2 separate regions of the Homo sapiens genome follow, and region 2 is linked to region 1. Evidence: chromatin contacts called from ENCODE Hi-C or POLR2A ChIA-PET data. All regions are on one chromosome and are shown on one strand. Each heading gives the region's core, a stretch centred on a gene start or an enhancer-like site at or near the end of the contact. The rest is flanking DNA. Distances are from core to core; before and after follow the strand shown. Region 1 holds the start of LHX4 (LIM homeobox 4). Region 2 holds the start of STX6 (syntaxin 6).

The links. A loop is a pair of places that touch in the nucleus more often than their neighbours do. ChIA-PET counts read pairs that join two places held with the same protein, here RNA polymerase II (POLR2A). Pooled maps may share reads with other maps.
Region 2: a pooled map shows a loop between it and region 1 (3-fold over the local background). The contact joins the promoter of STX6 here to the promoter of LHX4 in region 1. A Hi-C loop is called at or near these places in 2 of 50 pooled maps. POLR2A ChIA-PET finds 5 or more read pairs at or near these places in 3 of 52 experiments (H1, WTC11 and activated naive CD4-positive, alpha-beta T cell).

What each region holds. Positions count from the first base shown.
Region 1 is chr1:180,226,995-180,232,718 of GRCh38, forward strand. LHX4 (LIM homeobox 4) reads left to right here and starts at 3,270. Exons shown (of 6, transcript NM_033343.4): 1 at 3,270-3,611. The coding sequence starts at 3,536. RefSeq lists a silencer at 2,711-2,840.
Region 2 is chr1:181,021,453-181,026,401 of GRCh38, forward strand. It overlaps STX6 (syntaxin 6), which reads right to left and starts at 1,418. Exons shown (of 8, transcript NM_005819.6): 1 at 1,187-1,418. The coding sequence starts at 1,221. RefSeq lists an enhancer at 1,158-1,941 and silencers at 1,350-1,479, 1,600-1,699.

The DNA.
Region 1 (5,724 bases), core at 2,020-4,519:
GACACAGGTGAAAGTGGTATCCCCTGAATCAGTCTTGGGCAGAGATAAGTCCCCACCACAGTAAGGCTGTTCCTCACCTACTGACAGGCTAGTGACATGCAATGGGAAAAGGGCAGGACCCCAGCAGGTTCAAATCAGAGAAGCAGGAGCTGCAGAGAGCATTTTTAAAATATAATTTTAAATTATAAAAGTAATTACTATATATGCTTTACATTCACTGCATTTGAATGTTATCTTTTACTAATGTTACTGAAAAATAATCACTTTACAGAAAATCTGGAAAAGAGAAAAAGGAAAAAATTCCATAATACATCTCCCTAATATACCTTTTTCCAAATATTCTTTTGAATAGTATTTTGGTATCTTTCCTTACCTTTTCCCTAATATTTTAAAAAGCATTTTATTAGTTTTTTTCTGCTTTATAAAATAATGTGCTCATTGAGAAAACTGAAAAAAGCGAAGAGAATAAAATAAAATATCCACTGCACAGATAACCACTTTTACACTTTGGCATTTTTTTTACTCCTCCTAAACAATTTTTTATTGAGGTAAAATATACATATAATTTACCATCTTTACCATTTTTAAGTGTACAGTGTTTATGCTTTTTTTAAGAAAAGTTCCTGAAGTTCATACCGCTTCATATTCTTTTTTCACATTTCCTAATAAATCTCAAACCCTTTTCTACATTAAATATTCTTCTGTTGTATTATTTCTAAGACTTCATAACATTCCATTTTACTTAATAATTTACTGTAACTTATTTACTATCCCCTATTGTTGGATATTTAGGTTTTCCCTTTTAAAAACCTTATAAACATCCTTGTAACTACATCTTCACAAACATTCTTGATTATTTTCTTTGGATAAATTTCTATAGAGATTGGGTCAAATGCATCACATTTGTAGCCAAAACGTCCTGAGAAGACATTTCCCCTCTTTGCAATCCCCACTAGGAAATTGTTTTCTAATTTCCCCACAGCCTAACCAACAATGGGTATTATCATTGCCCTTACATTTGACTAAGATTTTTACATATTTATAATCCTATGCTATTGCATTGTGCTTTTAAAAAAAATAGTATTTCACAAGCATCCCCATGTTATTGGGTTTCATAATTGGTTTCCATGATTCCATAACATACTACCAAACAATTTAATCTACTTCCCTAAGCCACTTTTCTTTTGTTGGCTATTTAGGTTATTTTTCTCCAAAACATAATACTGTAATAAACATTTTCACGCATGAAACTTTTATAAAAAATTCTAGATTATTTCCGTGGAACAGACATTCAAAAGTACTACATAAACTAAAGGGTATGAAAAATTTATGAGTTTGATACATATTGCCAAATTTCTTTCCAAACGGATGTTAAGAGTTTATAAGCACCCAGCAGTATTGGTGAGTGTCCAAGCCCCTTTCGCCAGTCCTGAACTCTAGGATGCCCCTCCCGCGCGTCGGGCATCTCACAAACAGAAAAAGCTGTGCACGTGTTGTTTTGTCTTGCGTGTTTTTCACTGCAAATGAGGCTGGCGTTTCCCCGTGTTTGCTTACTAGTTATATTTCTATAGAACACATTTTGGTAAACACTAAAAATGTCACTGGGTTCTTTTGCTTTTTTCTTCTTGTGTATATTGTCTCGCGCGCGGAGTCACCTCGCAGGTAAACAAGGGAAGAGATGATGCCAACCCAGTACCAGGACACACAAAAGTCACTGTGACCTCATTGGAGACAAATTCTAAGCAGCGCAGACGACCAGGCCATTCTCCCCCGCCCCATGCTCCTCCCTTAAAGGTGAGCAGGTGTCCCTTGTTTGGAGATGACACCAGGGGAAACAGCAGGGAAGGTTCTGGAAGGCTGGGGAGGGCACACAGTCCCCCTTCCCGCCTAAGCTGAACCCCACTAGGCTGGAAGGACACGTATGTCTGCATTTCTGGAAGGAAATGCCGTGGGGGCTGGGGGCAGGAGAGCGGCTGGGTCTTGGGGCAGACGGGGTGGGCTTCCCGCGCCTGCAGCCCGGAGGCGTCGAGCGCCTGATGGAGCGTCAGAGGAGACCTCGTCCCAGCGTTGGGCCTTCTGTTGTATTTCTGCCAGAAACTCGCGTTGAGGAGAATTTGTTTTAAGCGTTTCTCTACCTGTCCATGCATCTCGTAAATACAGTAAGCATGGCAAGCCCTTTCGCTGGTTAACCCCGGCGTCCGTGTGCTCACTGCCGCCCTGCACGCACGAGGTCGCGGATGGTTCAAAGCACCCGCGGTGGCAGCCGGAGAGGCAGAGCGGGCTCTAGGGACCTAAGACAGGGCCGAGCTGGACGACTGGTGGCAGGGCGGCCGGGGAGGCCCCGCCGCGGGGAGGTTTGGGCCCCCTACCCTGCGGAACTGGAGGCAAGTGCGGACTCCGGCTGCAGGCCGCGGTCTGCGGGGACGCGCGCGGGGGGCCTGCGTCCCGCCACCTCCGCGCACAGCCCCTGGTCCCCTTCCCCAGCCCGGGCCGGCGCCGCCCGCCGCGTGACTCGCGCGTTCCGGGCCGAGTACGGGCTGTCCCTTGGCCCAGCCTCAGCCAGACGCGGGGGAGAGAGAGCAGGGGCTGGGAAGTGCCGGCAGGAAAGGAATTGGCCAGGGGAAAGAGGAGGAGGAAGATAGATGGAGTCATCGGTTACGGAGCGCGCTCCGTCCGGCGGAGCGAAGCCGGGGACCGAGAGCGCGCAAGGCGAAGACACAGCGACGCAGCCCCGTCCCCGGCCTCCGGACCGCCTGCCCCGCTCGGCCCCGGCTCGGCTCCGCCCCGCCCCTGGGTCCGAACGGAGGAGTGAGGAGGACACGAGCCGCGCGGGCTTGGAACCCACGAAGACCCGCAAACCCAGGGCGCCGCCGTCTCCGACCACCTGCTGCCGCGGCAGGCCATCAGCAGAATTTATACCCAGGGCGCGAGCCCGCCACGGCTGGGCGGAGGCGGAGGCGGAGGCGGGGAGGGGGGGGGGGTGCCGGCTTGCGAGGCCCCGCCCCGCTCCCTGCCGCCCCGCCCCCCTCCGCCCCGCCGGCCTCACTCGGGGCGCCGGGACCCCCACTCCCTCCGGGGTCGGCTGCCCGCCGCCGGGTTGGGGGATGTGCCGAAGGGCGGGCCTCCCTGCGGAAAGCGACGTCACGGCCGCTCCTGCAGTGTGAATGAATCAAAACGCCCGGGTGACCGCGGCCTCCCGGGCGGCCGGCACGCGAAGGGTGGAGGGGGAGGGGGAAGGAGCGGGCGGGGGAGGGAAGAGGAAAAAAGCCAGAGCTGCAGCAACAGCGTCTCAACCTGGGATGTGCACCAACCCCGGAGAGCGAGATCAAAGGGACTGGAAACAGACTGGGGACTGGCGGGGGGAGGGGGCCGGCCAGCCTGTGGAGTCCTCCCTGAGAAGCGGAGGGCCCGGCTTCCACCGTGACTCCAGCGGCCTGCTTGGGGTTTTAATTATTATTTTGAAATTTCTGAATCGAGCTAGAGCGAGAGAGCGAGAGATCTCCGTAGACTGCGACTCGCTGGCTTTCGCTCCGAGATGATGCAGAGTGCGACTGTCCCCGCGGAAGGGGCTGTCAAGGGGCTCCCGGAGATGCTAGGTGTGCCGATGCAACGTAAGACACCCCCCTTTCTCGCTGATTTAATTCTAACAAGACAGCTAGCAGCCTCAGCCGCTGCGGGGCGGGCCGGACGCCGCTCAGGGGCCGGGAGGGGCTGGCGGCCGGGGCGCAGAGGCGGTCACAGGGCAGGGGCACCAGCCAGAGTGCGTTTGAGGGGGCCAGGCTCTTGGCTGTTTGGGGCCGAATGTGAACGCCTCCTGGATCATGCTTGAGGCGAGCCGAGTACCGAACCCCGCATCTCCAGCCCAAGGCTTTTCTTGGAACGCTGGGGAGAGTGCTGTTTGGGGACACCCAGGGGTACGAGCTGTAGGCCAGGCCTGAGGGCGAGGGTGGTCCCCACAAATCTTCTTTCGCCGGCGTGACGGTCAGCGCTTGCAGGACCGCTAGTGCAACTTCACCCCAGCTGGCGGGAAGTTGGAGAGCGCGTCTCTCGCCCCTGGGGCTGGCGGCGGAGAAGCCCCGGCCACACTCTTAGTCCCTGCGGCCCGCGCCCCGGGCGTGCGTGCCGGGTGAGTCCCCAGCCGCTACTGCCCGCGGCGCCCGCCGCGTGCGCCGCGGGAAACTGACTGCTCCTTGTGAGGGAATCTGCTCGCGCATTCCAGCTAGCCTAGGAATGCAGGGGAGGGAGAAGCGACCGCAAGTTGTGAATTCCGGGTTCAGCCTTTGCGCACGCGAGGGCAGGTGCTCAGGGTGGCTCGGGTTTGGAGGGGTAGAGACGGGGGTGTGTGGGAGCTTTGCTAGCCTGCCCGCCCGCTTTCTTCCCGCGCCCGAAATTAGCGAGACAGCCGGAGCTCGCGGCGTGTTTATCCCCAAGTCTCTCTCTGTGTGTATGGGTGTGCGCGCGCAGAGATTTTCCCGAAGGGAATCCGTCTCTGTGCTTCACTCCTGAGCGAGAGTCCCCGAGAGGGAATCTGTGCAGAGGCCAGAACAGGTGCCCAGTCGTCGCGCGCGCGCGCGCGCGCGCGCGACAAGCGCCGGGAGAGTCCTGCCCCTGTGGCTTGCACGCTCAGCAGGGCGCCCCGGGCACCCTGGAGAGACCAAGGAGTTCCTCGCTCCGCTTGCCAAGGGGTTGTACTTCCGCCTGCGACTTCTTTAGTGGTGCGGTAGCTACATCTTCGGGGTTTACTTTAAGTAAGGGCCGGCTCATCCAGGGATGGTGACTACCTACAAACTAGGGCGCACGAGCGCGCCCTCCTGCGCCTCGGGTTTCCATGGCAGGGTTTCTGTCCGGCGATCCTTCGGAGGGCAGGCGTACCGTAGGCTTCCCTGGGAAGTTTTTGAGAAGGGACTAGAAAAGAATAGCTTCATCCAAGCCTATTTAGATTGTTTCTTGGCTGTATTCTACAGTTATTCTTTGAGTGTTTTCGTGTCAACTGCCGGCAATCAGTTCCACGTCTGTGTTGAGCCTTGGGGAGTTTACCGCTAAGATGTTTTCATAGAAGGCATTGGAGATTCACTACGCCCCACACCCCGCACACAGGCAGGGACAGAGTGGGTTCTCAGCCCCTGCAAAGACGGAAACAGAAACCCTGCAAAGGTGCACCGAGTCCTTAAGCTGCTTGTAGCTCTGCGCGAGTGAGGAGACTGCATGAGTGGGGGAAGGGTGTGTGTGTGTTACTAGTGTCCTTGGTACCCAGTACGTCTGTGCTTTCATGGCTGTGGTCCGTAGGTGACCTGTCTGTTGGGACCCCAATGAAGGACGATGGTCTCTGCTCTGACGGCCTTTCTTGTGATGAGTGACACTCTGATTGTCTCACTTTTTGCCTTCCCTGTTCAGAGACAACTTTGATGTTCGACGTCAGGGAGTCGCTTTGCTAAAATGCCCAGAACTCACCTTCAGAGCTACAGTTTGCCAAGGCTGAGTCTAGGTTCACACTGTGGAAAACTTGAGGTGTACAAAGGAACTTCCACACCCACCCCCCCAGGGTGGCCCAGGGAGGCAATGTCTAATCTAGAGGGGGTGGTCAGTCCTCCCTTTGTCCGAGTTTCGTGACCTTGGTTGGAGGAGGCATCGGCCAAAATTGAGGGGCCCACTCCCTGAAGACTTCTGGATCCAGCTTTTATTTCCTCTTGGAATGTGAATGGATTGTAGCCTCCCTTGCAGCAC
Region 2 (4,949 bases), core at 168-2,667, 790 kb after region 1:
TAAAGTATTTCACCTAAAATACCATTTAAATTTTCTACAACACTTGACTATACAACGGCCAGCTTGCACCACTACAGAAATAGGAAGCTAGCAGCAACTAGTAAAAAGCAAGGGACATTCTGTGGTGATCAGTACTGACCTGGGAACTTTGCAGTTTTCAGATTTTTCATGTTTGACATTTAAAACAGAAAACTGACAAGTTTCTAATAAGAAACTAAAAGTTACATCAGAATTGATCTTCTTGCATGTGTTTAATGGCTACGAAGTGGATATTACAAAGTGCAGTTGAAGACTCTATCTCCAAAGAAACAATCGAGCAATCAAAGATGAGCTAGGATAGCTTGTAAGGGAACAGAAGGCAGTCCTTTCTATTCTGAAAGGCAGAAGAAATAGGAGAAACCTGTCAAACAACCTGGATGAAATCAAGGAGTTAACAAGCAACACTCATTTCCTTTAGCACTGTGAGAAAATTCCGGTTGCTAATAGAAAGCTGAGGAAAGTTTGGTTTGGCTTGTTTCATTTTGTTTTCCTTCCAAATCATCACTGAGTATGAACGACTGCTTTCCTCTCCTCACATTACTCAGTAAAAACTCCCCCATTGAATTGTCTTCCGGTGCCCTGCTCCCCAGCCTCCCAGAACGGCCCCCGCCCCCGCCTCCCTCCCAGCAAACGTGCTCAGACGCCTCTGGGCTTGTTGTGGTCTCGCCAGTCTGCGGACAAGCGCTCCAAACTCAATGGACAATGGAGCTCACCCCCGTCAACGCGAACTACAAAGCTCAGGAGGGCCATTTCCCTTTTCCTGCCCAGATGCTGTTTTCGCTCCTTCGAAGCAAGATCCCATGCTCGACTAGACGGCCAGTGTGCGCCAGGACCCGCGTGTCTCCTTCCCCACCTGCAGAGCTGCTGAGCCCCTCGGCCCCCAAATAAATTGTACCGCAGCACACAGGCCAAAAAGGGCCCCCCACCACCAGGGGCTTGGCTGGGGACAGTGGCTTCACGGTCCAGGTAGGGATGGAGGGAACGTCTCTTGACGCTTGGTCATGGCCCTCAAGACTAAGCCGTCTCCACTGTTCCCCCTCCCCAGCTCCAACTTGCCTCCCCTCCCCCCACTGCGAGAAGACCTAGGAGGTGCGGGCAGGCAGCACCGCCACCTCTTCCTCCGGTGGAGCGCTCGGCCGACACTCACCCTTTCACCACAAAGAAGGGGTCCTCCATGGACATGGCGTCCCGGCCCCGGCCGCCTTCACCTCCTCCGCGCACAGGGCGCCCGTGCCTCCCGGTCTCCCTCCGCCCACCCCGCCTGTTCCCGCAGCTGCCCGCGCCTTAGTCTGGGTGAAGCCGAGCAGCGGGCACGCGCACAGGCCAGGTGCACAGGACGGCCGCTGGTCCAGCACTCGCTCAGCACCACTGGCCGAATCCCGGACTCGGGCGCCGGCCCCCTCGGCAGCCTCCAGTCCCGGCTCCTCCCGAAGCGTCGGAGGGCCTGACCCCACCCCCGGGACCCTCGGCCGCGGCCAATCACGAACGCCGCCTGAAACACGACTTCCGCACCCCGCTCACGTGACCAGGGCATATATCTCTCTCTCTCTCTCTCTCTCCTCTCTCTCCTCTCTCTCCTCTCTCTCCTCTCTCTCCTCTCTCTCCTCTCTCTCCTCTCTCTCTCTCTCTCTCTCTCTCTCTCTCTCTCTCTCTCCCCCCCCCCCCAGTGGGCGGGGCTTACGCCTGCGTCCCTCGGCCCTGGAGGCGGAGCCCTCGGGGCGGTGGAGGTGGGCGGGCTTCTACAGCCCTCTCCTCAAGCTTGAGGGTGAGGAGTGGCTTGTTCCCTCAGAACTAGGCAGTCGGCTTTTCAGGATAAGCTGTAGTTGTACCTGATTTGCAAAATCCTCTTACCTTTCCTCTACTTTTAATACTTAATTTTGACAGTATGTAATTTATAAATCTATCTGGTCCTCGACTTAAAATGAAGCATAGTATCTGATTATAATGTTACACAGATCCTTTAAGTAGGTCTTGCTTTGTGTTGGACAGTGTGCTAAAGGTTGTGTATGCATCATCTCAGTATCCTTTGGGGGAAAGTATTATTCCCCCCTCCCCCTTTTTGGGGGGCAGGGTCTCTCTCTGTCACCCTGGCTGGAGTGTAGTGGCACAATCACAGCTCACTGCACCCTTGACCTCCTGGGCTCAAGCGATCCTCCGGCCTCAGCCTCCCGAGTAGCTGGGACTACAGGTGAGCGCCACCACGCCCGGCTAATTTTTAAATTTTTTATAGAGATGGGGCTCTCAGTATATTTCCTAGGCTGGCCTTGAACACCTGAGCTCACATGATCCTCCTGCCTCTGCCTCCCAAAGTGGTGGGATTATGGGCGTGAGCCACCACACCATCCATTTTTCTCATTTTGTAGATAAGAAAATAAGTTCAGAGAGGCTTGAAGACTTCCTGTAGTCACACAGCCTGGACAGGGCAGAACTGCAGATTCTGTGCACTTTCCACCAGATGGGGTGTACTTTCTGTTGCTGTACATTCTGCAAATAACCATGTAAAGTAATTTTTCATACAGCATATGGTGCTTCCCAGGAGAGCACACCTTCGAGGAATAAAGAAGGGGCCAGGTATGACAACTTCCTCTCACTGTGGTTCAAGAGCTATTCGAGAAAACATTTTGCCCAGAACCATTAACCAACTCATATGCTAGATATGCTATGAAATTTGTGGATGGGGATTGTGGACTTTGATTGCTGAAAATCATTGAGCACTTACTGTGTGTGTGTGTCAGGCAGGATGTTAAGTGTTATCTCAGTTGCTCTTACAATGTGATAATTACTGCTATCATGCCCATTTTATAAATGAGAAATCTGAGACTCGGAGGTTAAGTGACTTGCCCAAGGTCACCAGTCTGGAGCTGGCACAGTCCTTGGAGCAACACAAACCCCGTTTAAACCTTGGCTCTATCATTCAGTTCCTCATCTATAAAACATAAATAATAATAGCTAGTTCATGGGTTGTTGTGATGGTTAAATAAAAATGTGTGTAAACCTCAAGATCCCAAAGGACTAAGTTACTGAAGTCAGGAAAACCAGTAAGGACGCTGCTAAAGTCATGTGGCCTGAAGGGATGAGGTCCAGACCAGGATGACAGCGATTGAGAACAGAGAAGGAGTGAATCTGACAGATGTTTCAAAAGGAAAACAAGACTAAACACCTAGACATGATGAGGGGCTGAATGGGTTTCAGGAGGGGAGAGAAGAGAGGGGTGAAAGCCAAAATCCCTGGAGGAGCGAATGATGGAAGGCAGATGTGGGGAAAGGAAGCAGTGTCCAATACTAGTGATTGCTAATGTTTATTGGGAGAGAACTGTTTAATTTACTTAGCTGGGGAGGTGAAAACGTGTCATCGTTCATTCATTCAACAAGCACATGTAAATTGAGGGGTAGGTGAGCATGGTGTTGAAGACCATCCTTGGAGTCTGATTGCTTGAGTTCTGCTGCTTCCTGACTGTTGCATCTCAGGCAAGCCGCTTCATCTCTCACTATCCTCAACTGTGAAATAGACACCGTAATAACAGCTTCCTTATAGAGTGTCATGAGGTGATGTGTGAAAAGTGCTTAAAACAGTGCCTGACACATGTTGTGCTCCTACTGTGTGCTAAGCACTGAGACACAGGCATGAACAAGGCTTGGTTCTTGCCTTCAAGGAACTGTCAGACTGGTGGGAGAGACAGACTGGTGGGAGAGACACACAGTGAGAGAAGGGCACAGGTTGCCATAGAAACACAGCGACAAGATACCAGTATATTTGTGTGTTTTCGGGGCTGGGGCAGGGGGTTCCTAAGCAGTGACTAGAAGCAGCCAGGAGAAGGGGGCCATGTTGCTGGAGTAGAAGGAAAAGGATGGGGGCAGCAGGAGCTAAGCCTGGAGGTGGACAGGGTCAGATTATCAGGGCCCTTGTTTGTAATGTTCAGAATAGTGGACGCTTCCTATGGACAGTTCCCCATGGGGACTGAGGGAATTGACAGGGTCAGATTGGCATTTGAGACAGATGCTTCAGTGGCTAGGAGGTTATGGTCCAGAGGAGGGATGAGGGTATCCTGAGCTGGGCTTGTGACAACTAAGGTGGAGAAGAGTGATGCATTTGAGACATACTTTAGAGGCAAAGTTAGTATACTTGGTGACTGATTGGTTCAGGGTATGGGGGAATTGATGAAAGAAGAGGGAGGAAGGCTTCTGGGGTTGTAAATGGGTAGTGTTGGTTCCAACCATCAAGAAAGAGAACACAAGAGGAGGATTTGATTTAGGGTGAATGTAAATTAGCTGTTAGCATGTCATTTATCCCCACCAAACAGTAAACTCCTGGAGGGACAGGATACTATGTTAATGTTATTATCACCTAAGTGCCTGACACGGCCTCTTATTATCTGTTCCATGAATTTCTTAATTGGACCACATATGACAGGCCAGAGTTTTATAAGTAGTAATAGAAGATAGAGGACAGAGGCTTGGGTTCCCATAATTAGGGGATTAGAAAAAGCACCAACAATGGAGATAGTGGAGTGTCAAGATATAAAATGTGTGTATGTGTGTGTGTGTGTGTAGGTGTTCCTTTCTTTAATGTGTCACCCTCCTTTACCCTCTCTCAAACTAGACCTTGGCCTCCACTGCCCACAAGGAAAGGGAAGCTATGGCTAAAATGCAAGGAGAAACAAAGGAGGTTCTTTCTTTCTTTCTTTTTTTTTTTTTTCATTTAATAGGACCCACGTCCTGGCATAAACAATAGGTTGGGAAGAATACTCAGCAAAAACCCATCTCTTCCCACACCCCCACCCCTACCCCACCCCCAACCCAAAAGAATAATTTAAATTTCTCAGGGAATAAAAAATCAAAACAGTGGTTGTCTTGGGGGACAGAGTTTGACTGGGAAGGGAAACTTTCTTGGGTACTAGAAATGCTCTGTAT